Linked DNA regions of Mus musculus: region 2 is linked to region 1. A link is a contact called in ENCODE Hi-C or POLR2A ChIA-PET data. All regions are on one chromosome and are shown on one strand. Each heading gives the region's core, a stretch centred on a gene start or an enhancer-like site at or near the end of the contact. The rest is flanking DNA. Distances are from core to core; before and after follow the strand shown.

Region 1 (5,216 bases), core at 2,284-4,783:
GGATGGCAGCGACCCCTGCCACCCTGAAGGGGCAGAGCTAGAATTGTTGCTAACTCTGGTCGTGAATACTTTCCCTGGCATCCTAGATGCCACTGCCTAAATGGCAGTTTATGGACTCAGCAGAGGATCTATTCCACACAGCATAAGTCTCTCCAGTGAACTCACTCTCTGGCCATGTTCCCATTGAACAGGAAAATGGCTCCTAAAAGCTGTTTTGGGGCCAGCAGAGTGGCCACACTGTGAGGCTGGGATGTACCCACAATATGCTTGATGCTCTGGACCAGTGCCACCCTACAGCCTCTCTCCATGGACAGCATCCAGGAGTCCAGGGGTCAGGAGAGGAAATAGCATAATTTTGTTTCATGTCCCTACAATTTTGGGCTCTACTGGTTTAGTGATCTCAGATCCCAAGGGACCAACCAATGCATCCTGGTTCATCCAAGACTCTCATGGGGACACAGCTACAAGAACCTGGTCCTTGGAGCGAGCACCTTCAGTCCTAGACAAATACGAGAAGGTTCTACCAGGGGACACATCATATAAAAGGCTGTTATAGCAGGAGATCTACAGAGAGAATGGTCTCTGTGCTGCTCAGGATGCTAGTCCCCTCAAGGAGAGATCAAGGCTATGGTGTAGTGACTCAGAAAGGCAGAGATTCCTTGAGGGTGTTTCTTAGCGCCTCTAAGTTCCATGGAAAACAACTACAAGAATTCAGATCCATCTTGTACAAACAAAACTGCTAATACCATAGACTGTTTTTTTAGGAATCCAGGCTTAGGCTTTCCCCACACCAGTCAAAGAACCTCAGCCTTTTCTGAGTCCAAAGATATTAGAATGTCCCATCAAAAGGGTAGATGTTGGGGCTAAAGAGATGGCTCAACACTTAAGAGCACTGACTGCTCTTCCAGAGGACCTGGGTTCAACTCCCAGCACCCACATGGCCGCTCGCAACTATCTGTAACACCAAGATCCAACACCCTCACACAGACATACATTCAGGCAAAACATCAATGCACATAAAATAAAAATAAATATTGAAAAAAGAAAGGTAGTCACCAATGCCATTACAACTCCATGACTGAATGGCAAGTGCTTTCCCTTCCCCTCCGATAATCAATTCCTTTGCCTCCTTTTTCCTTCCCCTGCTTCCCTCCCATCTAACACAACCCAGAATTGCATTGGCTAATGTTTCTATGTTCTCATCATTTAGCTCTTGAACATGTTCAAGGAGTGTGACTCAGCTGCAAGAATGACTAGCCTCCAAAGGTGAATGTGAAATTCTGACCCGGTTTCTCGGGAGATGCAGCCTGTTTTGGTTAGAGAGTTTAACCATGGCTCTGCTTTGGTTAAACATAGTTGCAGGAGGCAAAGAGATGACTCAGCAGTTAAAAGCGCTGCAGATGACTCAGGTTGAGTTCCCAGCACCAGCACGGCGGTTTAAAAGCAGTTCCAGGAGATGCAACACCATTTTCTGGCCTCTGTAGGCACTGGGCACACAGGTGGTAGACCAGACACGCATGCAGACAAGACATCCATATACATAAAACAATGAATTAAAATCTGTAAAAAAAAAAAAAAAAAAAGACAAATACAGTTGGGTTTTTGTTTGTTTGAAGTGCATACGTTCATCAATAGATCCTGTTGTCGTGCTGTCTGCTTGGTTAGACTGAAACATTTCCTTCTGTGGTTGGGGTGAGATGTGGTCTCGGCCAGATGTGTTAGCAAGGGGAACCGCTGTCTAGCTGATCACGGTTTGCTGACTCCTCAGTTGTTCTGCCTTACCCTACTTGCTTTACCGACTCTAGATGAAGAGAGGAGAGTCTTGGGCTTGGGTCGCCTACAGGGCCCTGAACTCTTCCCTGCTAGTGCACTTCTCTGCCCAAACGCTTTGCTTGCTTCCCAACATTTGCTTTCTTAAACAAAACAAAACAAAACAAAACAAAACAAAACAAAACAAAAAATGCTATTTGTCGGGCAGTGGTGGCTCATGCCTTTAATCCCAGCACTTGGGAGGCAGAGGCAGGTGGATTTCTGAGTTCAAGGCCAGCCTGGTCTACAGAGTGAGTTCCAGGACCGCCAGGGCTACACAGAGAAACCCTGCCTCAAAAACCAAAACCAAACCAAAACAAAACAAAACAAAAACAAATCAGAACAACAACAAACATTATTTGTTTTCTGCCTCTGTCCAGTAAACATAAGACAGCAGAGACCCTCTCTTTTCTTCTTCTTGTTCTTCTCTATTGCTCCCTCAAGTCTTCCTGTTGTAAAGATGTCTTTTAGCTGGATGACTAGGAAGATGAAAAAGTAGCTACAACAAGCTGGTGTGTGCTGAGACAATGTTCAGGATATAAACAAGTGCAGGCATCAGAAACAAAGTCAGGACAGGAAACCAGCTGATGAGAACAGCAGCTGATGCCTGGAAGAAAGTTAAAACAAAACAAAACAAAACAAAAAAACCCGACAGAAACAATTAAAAAGTTTTTTTTTTAAAGAAAGAAATGTGGCCAATTTGATTTTATGTCCCAAGGATACATAGTGATGGTGGGGTAATGTTAAAAACAAAGGCAAGCCAGGTGTGGTGACACATGCCTTGAATCCCAGCACTCAGGAGGCAGAGGCAAGCAGCGGTCTAAGAGCTCCAGGCCAACTAAGGCTACACAGTGAGACACTGTCTCAAAACAACACAAACTAAACAAAACCAGCAAAGCCACCTTGCAAACAGCACAGTGGTGCATGTGGTATGGGAAGGCTCCCTTGCCTACTGAGCTGGAGGCCACCCCTTAGAACAGACACTGGAAGTTGCCCAGTCATCTCCACTGGGGCACACCCACCCAGGGTGCGAAGGTCTCTAAGAGATTCCATCTCCTTCCAATGGCTTCTTTCTACTTAAGGCCATGGCATCACGGAGGAAGGGAGACTATTTAAATGTCCAGTCCCCATTCCTAACCCACGAGCTCTGCAGGCTCACAGCAGCTTCTGCTACACCAACTGAAGTACCCTGGTCATTAGGCTGGAACCTCAAAGAGAAGCGGCTGGTGGTAAGGTGGGAGAGAGGTGGTAGTCAGGAGGGCTGGGATGCACCAGCTAGAAAGCGAATGGAGTGCACAACTGAAGCTATCTGGATAGAACCACCCTCCACCCACCTGTCCTTCCTTACAGCTAGCCGAGAACATCCCAGCCTCGTTTTAGTCCGACTGAGAGGAAGGCTGAGCTCCTTCTCTGCGTGCTCATTATTCCCAGCGTTTTCCCAGACACGCAGCCGGATTCCCGCAGCACCCCTCGTCCCTGCCATGGCCTCCACAGTAACAACGACCTCTTACATCCCTCTCCCCGACGTCCCTGGTGTCCCTCACCGCAGATTCGGTCCCCACAACCCCCGCATCCCCGGGCGCGCGGCCGGCGAACACCAGGTGAATGCGCGCGTCGTGTGGATCATTGGCACACCCTAACGCGCCACCCCGCCTCCGAGCATCACGGATTGGTTGTACGCGGGCTGGCCGCGGCCGATTGGCTCGGGCACCGCGACCATCGGTCCCGTTTCACGCTGGGTAGCACCGCAGCGTGGATGCTGCTCGGTCCCGCGGCGTCCAGAGGAGCGTGAGCAGCCGGGAGGGGCGGGCGGGGGAGCGCCTCAAGGAGCCGCTCCCGCCGCCCACCCCGACCGCGGCCTGAGCAGCCCGGGAGTAGTGGCCGAATCCCGTAGTCCCCGCAGCGGACAAAGGACCATGCGGTGCTGCAGGCGCTAAGCGCAGCAGGGTGGGCCGGGGGATGTGGGGCGGGGCAGGCGGGGCCGGGGGGCCGCAGCGACGCCCCTGATTGTGGCGCCGCGATGCCGTGGTTCCCGGTGAAGAAGGTCCGCAAGCAGATGAAGCTGCTGCTGCTGTTGCTGCTGCTCACCTGCGCCGCGTGGCTCACGTATGTGCACCGGAGCCTGGTGCGCCCGGGCCGCGCGCTACGCCAGCGGCTGGGCTACGGGCGAGGTACGCGATGGCGCGTAGCGAGAGGGCCCGGACCTCCCAAGGCCTGGGGGTCTGACTGCCCAGAGCCCCTGCTGTCCTGCTCCTCCCAGCTCAGCTATATTGGGGGAGGGGTCGCGGTTCTGTTCGGCGGGACGCCCAGTGACGTCAGCAGTAACGCCAGGGACCCTCGGGGCTCATCCCTACCTTTTCCGACCCTGGAATCTGGCTTAGATCCGGTGGTGATGGAGTTAACGGTGGGCCCTTGGGGGAACCGGTGCCCTCAGCTAAGAGGCTTGTCAGGCCATTGCCTACTTAGCAGGGCCTCGGTTTCCTCATCTTCTGGAAGGTGGGGAGGTAAGGGTGGTGTTGAGGGATCCAGCTGCCTAGAGTGGCCAGAGCAGCTGGAAACCCTGGGTACACCTGTGAGTGAACTGAGATGTCTGTGTGCTAGGGACCAATGCTAACTTGAGTAAATGCTTGCTGTAGTTTGCACGTTTAAGAGTGGTCAGAGGATGTACAAAGCAACTTAGGCCTGTGGGTAAGAATCCGGGGAGAACCTCTGGAGTTGGTGGCCATTGGACCCACACCTTGGGGGAAAACTCTCCAGAGCAGGGTGAACATCAATGACAGCTAGGTAGAGAAAGACCAGGGAATGAGCCTGGAGAAGCCTAACCAAGCCACGTAGAGCTCAGCCCCATCTTTGTGAGGGAAGCTGGTGAGCTGAGGAGGGGAGCAAGTATCTCTCCTCTCAAAGTCTCAGAGCAGTGACACTGGCTCACTATGTTCTGGTCCAGTCCACCTGATGGATCCAGAACTCCCTTTTCAGCCCTGCACCTGTCTCCTGCCTGCAGAGGCCCTCTGCCTCTTCTTATGCCTGGACAACTGTTTCCAGACATCTTCCAGCAGATCCTGGGCCAAGGATCTGAGACAGATCCCAGCCCTCAAGAAAGTCTATGGGTCATCCCAAACCATGTACCTTATTAGCTGTGACGTCTTCAAGATATCCTGCCACAGCTCTATCCCGAAGAGATAAGTCTGGACTCAGAGCTGACCCAGTACCCAATAAAGCCAGCTCCCACCAGCTGCCCTTGTGGGTTCAGCTGACTTCCTGAGCAATTTGTTTCTGTCTGAGACCAACCAGGAAGGAATGAAGACAGGGAACCCCACTGTTGAAGATTGATCACGAGGGCAGCTGGCTCTGACTCCTCCTAGGTGGGTAGGATCTATTCTGGATCCTGGAAGATCAGTCCTGCCCAA
Region 2 (5,344 bases), core at 570-3,069, 140 kb before region 1:
CTGTTATCAGCAATCCTGAGAATGCATGGGGCACGAAGTTCAGAGGGTTCCTCTAAAGCAGATGAGTTGTCTAGCCACCACCTTGGGGTCCCAAGTCCCAGACATCCTGTGGCAGATGCCCAAGAGCCAAAGCGGTGCTGGCCTTTAGTCTCAAGACTGCAGTCTCAGTCTCTCTGACAACAGGAAAGAACATTTGAAGGACAGTGGTAAGGGTGGTGAAGGTGAAAGAGAATTGGAACTGAGTCAGGTTTAGAAACCCAGCATTCTCTGTAAACCAGAAAACACGGCTTCTAAGGAAAAATGTGGGAAAGCCACCTAGCGAATGTCACCATGACACTCCATACCTTGTGGGTTATCATGCCTTTAAAAAAAGAAAGTGGGTTCTGGGGATTGAAGCTCTGTTCCTCAAGCTTATGCTAGACTCACAATGCAACTGCTGTACAGACAGAGCCCTCTCCCCACACCTTATACTTCACGCCACGTAATATGAATACCATAAGCGTTTCTTCTTCTTCTTCTTTTTAATTTATCTTCTGTCTATGTGTATTTTGCTTGCATGGATGTCTGTGCACCCTGTGCATTCCCGGTGTCTGCAGAGGCAGAAGAAGGTGTCACATCTCCTGGAACTGGACTTACGGGTAGTTTTGCACACCGTGCTGGTGCTAGACATTGAACCTGGGTCTCCTGGAAGAACAGTCAGTGTTTTAACTGCTGAGCCATCTCTCCAACCTTCTGTGAGTGCGTGCTTTACTTCAAGAACAAGAAATAGAGGCATAGAGGTTAAACAAACTGTTCAAGGTCACACAGATGTTGAGTAGTGTACTCGAGACCAGCTTGGCTTTGTATTTCTTCCCTTCTTCCTTTTTATGTAGACGTATGTGTTTTACACACACACACACACACACACACACACACACCTGTATAAGAGTTGGATATCCTGAAGCTGAAGTCATAGGTGGTTGATAGCTACTTCATGTGGGATCAGGAAACCAGAGTCAGTCTCTTTGTGAGAGACAGATAACCCTAAGTGTTATCTATCTCTCCAGCCTCCCTCTATCACTATCACCTTGAAACATTTGATATTTGAGAGCACGGTGGCACGCATTCCACAGATTGGGTGTGGAGGTCAGAGGACAACTTTGTGGAGTTCTTCTCTTTCCACTTTTCTGTGGGTTCCAGAGTTAGAACTCGAGTTGTCAGGCAAGCACCTTTACCCTATAAACCATCTCACTGGCCCTGGCCTCACATTTTCTACCTTCAATAATGATGACAAGGAGACAAAGAAGACTTGTTTTCCAGAATTTATAAAAATAAATAAACACATCCATGCCTCTGTGAACTGTGTCTTCATGGACTTTATTTAGTCTACGACAAACAGTCACTTAAATACAACATTAACTTAGCCATGTGGAGGTGTGCACACGTGCCTTTACACACGTCCGTGCCAGCCACACAGTGAAACTCCATATCCCTGCAGTCACTTGCAGGGCCTAGGGTCAGAAACATCCGATCTCTGCCCTAGAGCTGGGTGTGGGAGGATTAACTGACTGCAGAGCTGAGGACCTGGTTCTTTTTCTCTCTCCACCCTTATCCCTGCCCACAGGCCCCTGCCCTCTTGATTTTCACGCCTTGTGTGCAAAATTTAAAGCACCTTAAGGCCATTTCTGAAGACCTGGTTGTGAGTCAGCTATTTAATCTGAACCACCTCACAGCTGCATAGGATGCCACACCCAGGAGGAGGAGTATTGATAGAATAAAATAGAAGAAAACCAAAGGTCGCAGTCCAGCACATATATGATGTTACAACCCGTGCTTAACTTGGGAGCCTCTTGACTGTCAGCAAGAGTCCAGCTGAGCCAGAATGAACAAGACTGAGAAACACCCTCACACCCAGAATGAGACCAGTTTAGCCCAGAAAGGATCACCTCTGCTCCCAGCTTCTGCATCTGAGAGTTAGATCCTGAGATAAGACTCCATGGATGCCGCTGGAGCCTCCTGCTCCAGGTGAGTGTGGTTTCCAGAGAGAACTTTCAAGTTAACTGGGCTCACCTCTAGAGCAGGTCTTGTACTGGAATTTCAAGCCCATCTTCTATGTCCACCCTGCAAACCAGGGCATTTATGAGTCTGCTCCCCACAAGGAACTCAGACTCAGTCCCTGGTGTAGGTGGTCCAGAAAAGACTCACCAAAGTGTGCTATGTATGAGTTTGGAGTAGAGAATTCAGGAAGCCTACCAGGGCCTGGCCTGTCTCAGTTGAGCAGAGCTGGAGCCCTTTCAGAGGATGTGACAAGGGAGAGCACAGACCCACGTAGGGAAGCTAACTGGCTTTATCTCGTGTGGCCAGAAAGGAAAGACGCAGAAAGACTAACCATGGAGTGATCCACTTCACCACAGTCAGTAATTTGAGGTGAAGCCTTGGAACACCCTGTGGGTCTCTACAATGTATTGCCCTGGGGCTCCATGTGGAGAATGTGCAATGTGTGACCCGGGGTGCTTTGGAGGTTCAGGGACAGGTCCTATTCAGGTCGCATCAGTGATGATAACCCTTCTCATCCCCAGCGTGGATGCAGTGGCAAGGGAGCTGCTTATGGCTACACTGGAGGAGCTGAGCCAGGAGCAGCTGAAGCGCTTCCGCCACAAGCTAAGGGATGCGCCCCTGGATGGCCGCAGCATCCCGTGGGGGCGACTGGAGCGCTCAGACGCTGTGGACCTTGTCGACAAGCTCATTGAGTTCTATGAGCCAGTGCCAGCTGTAGAAATGACCCGGCAGGTCCTGAAGAGGTCGGATATTCGAGATGTGGCCTCGCGACTTAAGCAACAGCAGCTACAGAGTAAGCTGGGCAGAGTAGGATGGGGCTGGATCCGGTGGCTCGCCCTTGATCCTCCCTGCTCTCCTTGGGAAGATCAACTTTGTCCACTCTACCACTTCCTGAGACTCTCCTTCCCGGAAACCAGCCCAAAGTTTCATTCGCGGGGGAGAGGGGGGGGCGGGGGCTGGTAGTTCCATAAGCTCCCATGGAAATGCCTTGCCCCATCTCTCATGCTCAGAGAGCCTCATGTCGGGTTTGCCTTCCAGAGCTCGGCCCCACCTCGGTGCTTCTCTCCGTGTCAGGTATGTTCGGTCGGGCACACAGGTGAAACGTCCTATTGGACTCCTTATAGAGCCCAAGTTTCCTGGACGCTGCTTGGGGATCCTTGGGTGTGAGATGGCTGGAGAAGGAAGCTATAGCATACTAGAGGAAAGGGAGCCCAGATTTAGACAGGCAGGGGGGTGATTCCATAGTGGCGGCAAGCCCATCCCTGTCTTTCGCGATCTTACGCCTTCCAGCGTTCAAGAAGAAGTACCGCGAGCACGTGCTACGACAGCATGCTAAGGTGAAGGAGAGGAATGCTCGCTCTGTGAAGATCAACAAGCGCTTCACCAAGCTGCTCATCGCTCCGGGGACCGGCGCTGTGGAGGACGAGCTGCTGGGGCCGTTGGGGGAGCCGGAGCCCGAACGCGCTCGGCGCTCGGACACGCACACTTTTAATCGGCTCTTCCGGGGAAATGATGAAGAGAGCTCGCAGCCGCTGACCGTGGTGCTGCAGGGCCCGGCAGGCATCGGCAAAACCATGGCCGCCAAGAAAATCCTCTATGACTGGGCAGCAGGTAAGCTATACCACAGCCAGGTGGACTTTGCCTTCTTCATGCCGTGCGGCGAGCTGCTGGAGCGGCCGGGAAAGCGCAGCTTGGCGGACCTGGTGCTGGACCAGTGCCCGGACCGCGCTTGGCCAGTGAAGCGGATACTGGCGCAACCCAATCGCCTACTGTTCATCCTGGACGGTGCAGACGAGCTGCCTACTTTACCATCCTCAGAGGCCACTCCCTGCAAAGACCCTTTGGAGGCTACAAGTGGCTTGAGAGTGCTGAGCGGGCTGCTGAGCCAGGAGCTGTTACCAGGAGCTCGCTTGCTAGTGACTACACGCCATGCCGCTACAGGGAGGCTGCAGGGCAGATTGTGCTCGCCACAGTGCGCAGAAATACGCGGCTTCTCAGACAAAGACAAAAAAAAGTATTTCTTCAAGTTCTTCCGGGACGAGAGGAAGGCAGAGCGCGCTTACCGCTTCGTGAAAGAGAACGAGACGCTGTTTGCACTGTGCTTTGTGCCCTTCGTGTGCTGGATCGTGTGCACAGTGCTGCAGCAGCAGCTAGAGCTGGGCCGGGATCTCTCTCGTACCTCCAAGACCACTACTTCTGTGTACCTGCTCTTCATCACCAGCATGCTGAAGTCTGCAGGCACCAATGGACCCCGGGTTCAGGGAGAGCTGAGAACGCTGTGTCGCCTGGCCAGGGAGGGCATCCTGGATCATCATAAAGCACAATTCTCAGAAGAGGACCTGGAGAAATTGAAGCTTCGGGGTTCCCAAGTTCAGACAATATTTCTCAACAAGAAAGAGATACCAGGAGTGCTAAAAACTGAGGTCACCTACCAGTTCATTGACCAGAGCTTCCAGGAGTTCTTGGCTGCATTGTCATACCTACTAGAAGCTGAGCGAACTCCGGGGACGCCCGCAGGCGGTGTGCAGAAGCTCCTGAACTCTGACGCGGAGCTACGTGGTCATCTTGCACTGACCACCCGATTCCTCTTTGGCCTGCTAAATACAGAGGGGCTTCGTGACATTGGAAACCATTTTGGCTGTGTGGTGCCAGATCATGTGAAAAAGGACACCCTGCGGTGGGTACAAGGACAGAGCCACCCCAAGGGGCCACCAGTAGGGGCAAAAAAGACTGCTGAGCTGGAGGACATCGAGGACGCAGAGGAGGAGGAGGAGGAAGAGGAGGACCTCAATTTTGGACTGGAGCTGCTGTACTGCCTGTATGAGACACAGGAGGAGGATTTTGTTCGACAGGCTCTCAGCAGCCTTCCAGAGATAGTACTGGAGCGAGTCAGGTTGACCCGCATGGACCTTGAAGTTCTGAATTACTGCGTGCAGTGCTGCCCAGATGGCCAGGCTCTGAGACTGGTGAGCTGTGGGCTGGTGGCGGCAAAGGAGAAGAAGAAGAAGAAGAAGAGCCTGGTGAAGCGGCTGAAGGGGTGAGTCTAGAGGGTAAGGTTGTCCTCACGGGTGCTATTTGTGTCTACACACTGATTATTAGGCTGGGAAGCGGTCCACACCTGATAACCCCAATGGCGGAGCGGACCTCAGGACTGCTTTACCCATTCCTTGCAAGGCAGCTGTCTCTATTCCTCATCAAGTGACCTCACCATGACCACATTTTTAAAAATTTTGTTTGTTTATTTATTTATTTATTTAATGTGAATGAGTACATTGTAGCTGTCTTCAGACACACCAGAAGAGAGCAT

Evidence for each region. Hi-C counts contacts between places; a loop is a spot of excess contacts on that map. ChIA-PET counts read pairs that join two places held with the same protein, here RNA polymerase II (POLR2A).
Region 2: a loop to region 1 is called in a map of mouse embryonic stem cell, with 2.3 times the contacts of the local background. The contact joins the promoter of Nlrp6 here to the promoter of B4galnt4 in region 1. A Hi-C loop is called at or near these places in 9 of 37 maps with a recorded cell type or tissue (T-helper 2 cell, adrenal gland, gastrocnemius and 2 more). POLR2A ChIA-PET finds 5 or more read pairs at or near these places in 3 of 5 experiments (Patski and embryonic stem cell).

The regions. Positions count from the first base shown.
Region 1 is chr7:141,057,445-141,062,660 of GRCm38, forward strand. B4galnt4 (beta-1,4-N-acetyl-galactosaminyl transferase 4) reads left to right here and starts at 3,534. Exons shown (of 20, transcript NM_177897.4): 1 at 3,534-3,980. The coding sequence starts at 3,830. Gm39114 (a long non-coding RNA gene) reads right to left here and starts at 3,595. Exons shown (of 2, transcript XR_881000.2): 1 at 3,354-3,595; 2 at 1,008-1,560.
Region 2 is chr7:140,919,083-140,924,426 of GRCm38, forward strand. Nlrp6 (NLR family, pyrin domain containing 6) reads left to right here and starts at 1,820. Exons shown (of 8, transcript NM_133946.2): 1 at 1,820-2,004; 2 at 2,559-2,830; 3 at 3,076-3,111; 4 at 3,328-5,074. The coding sequence starts at 1,976.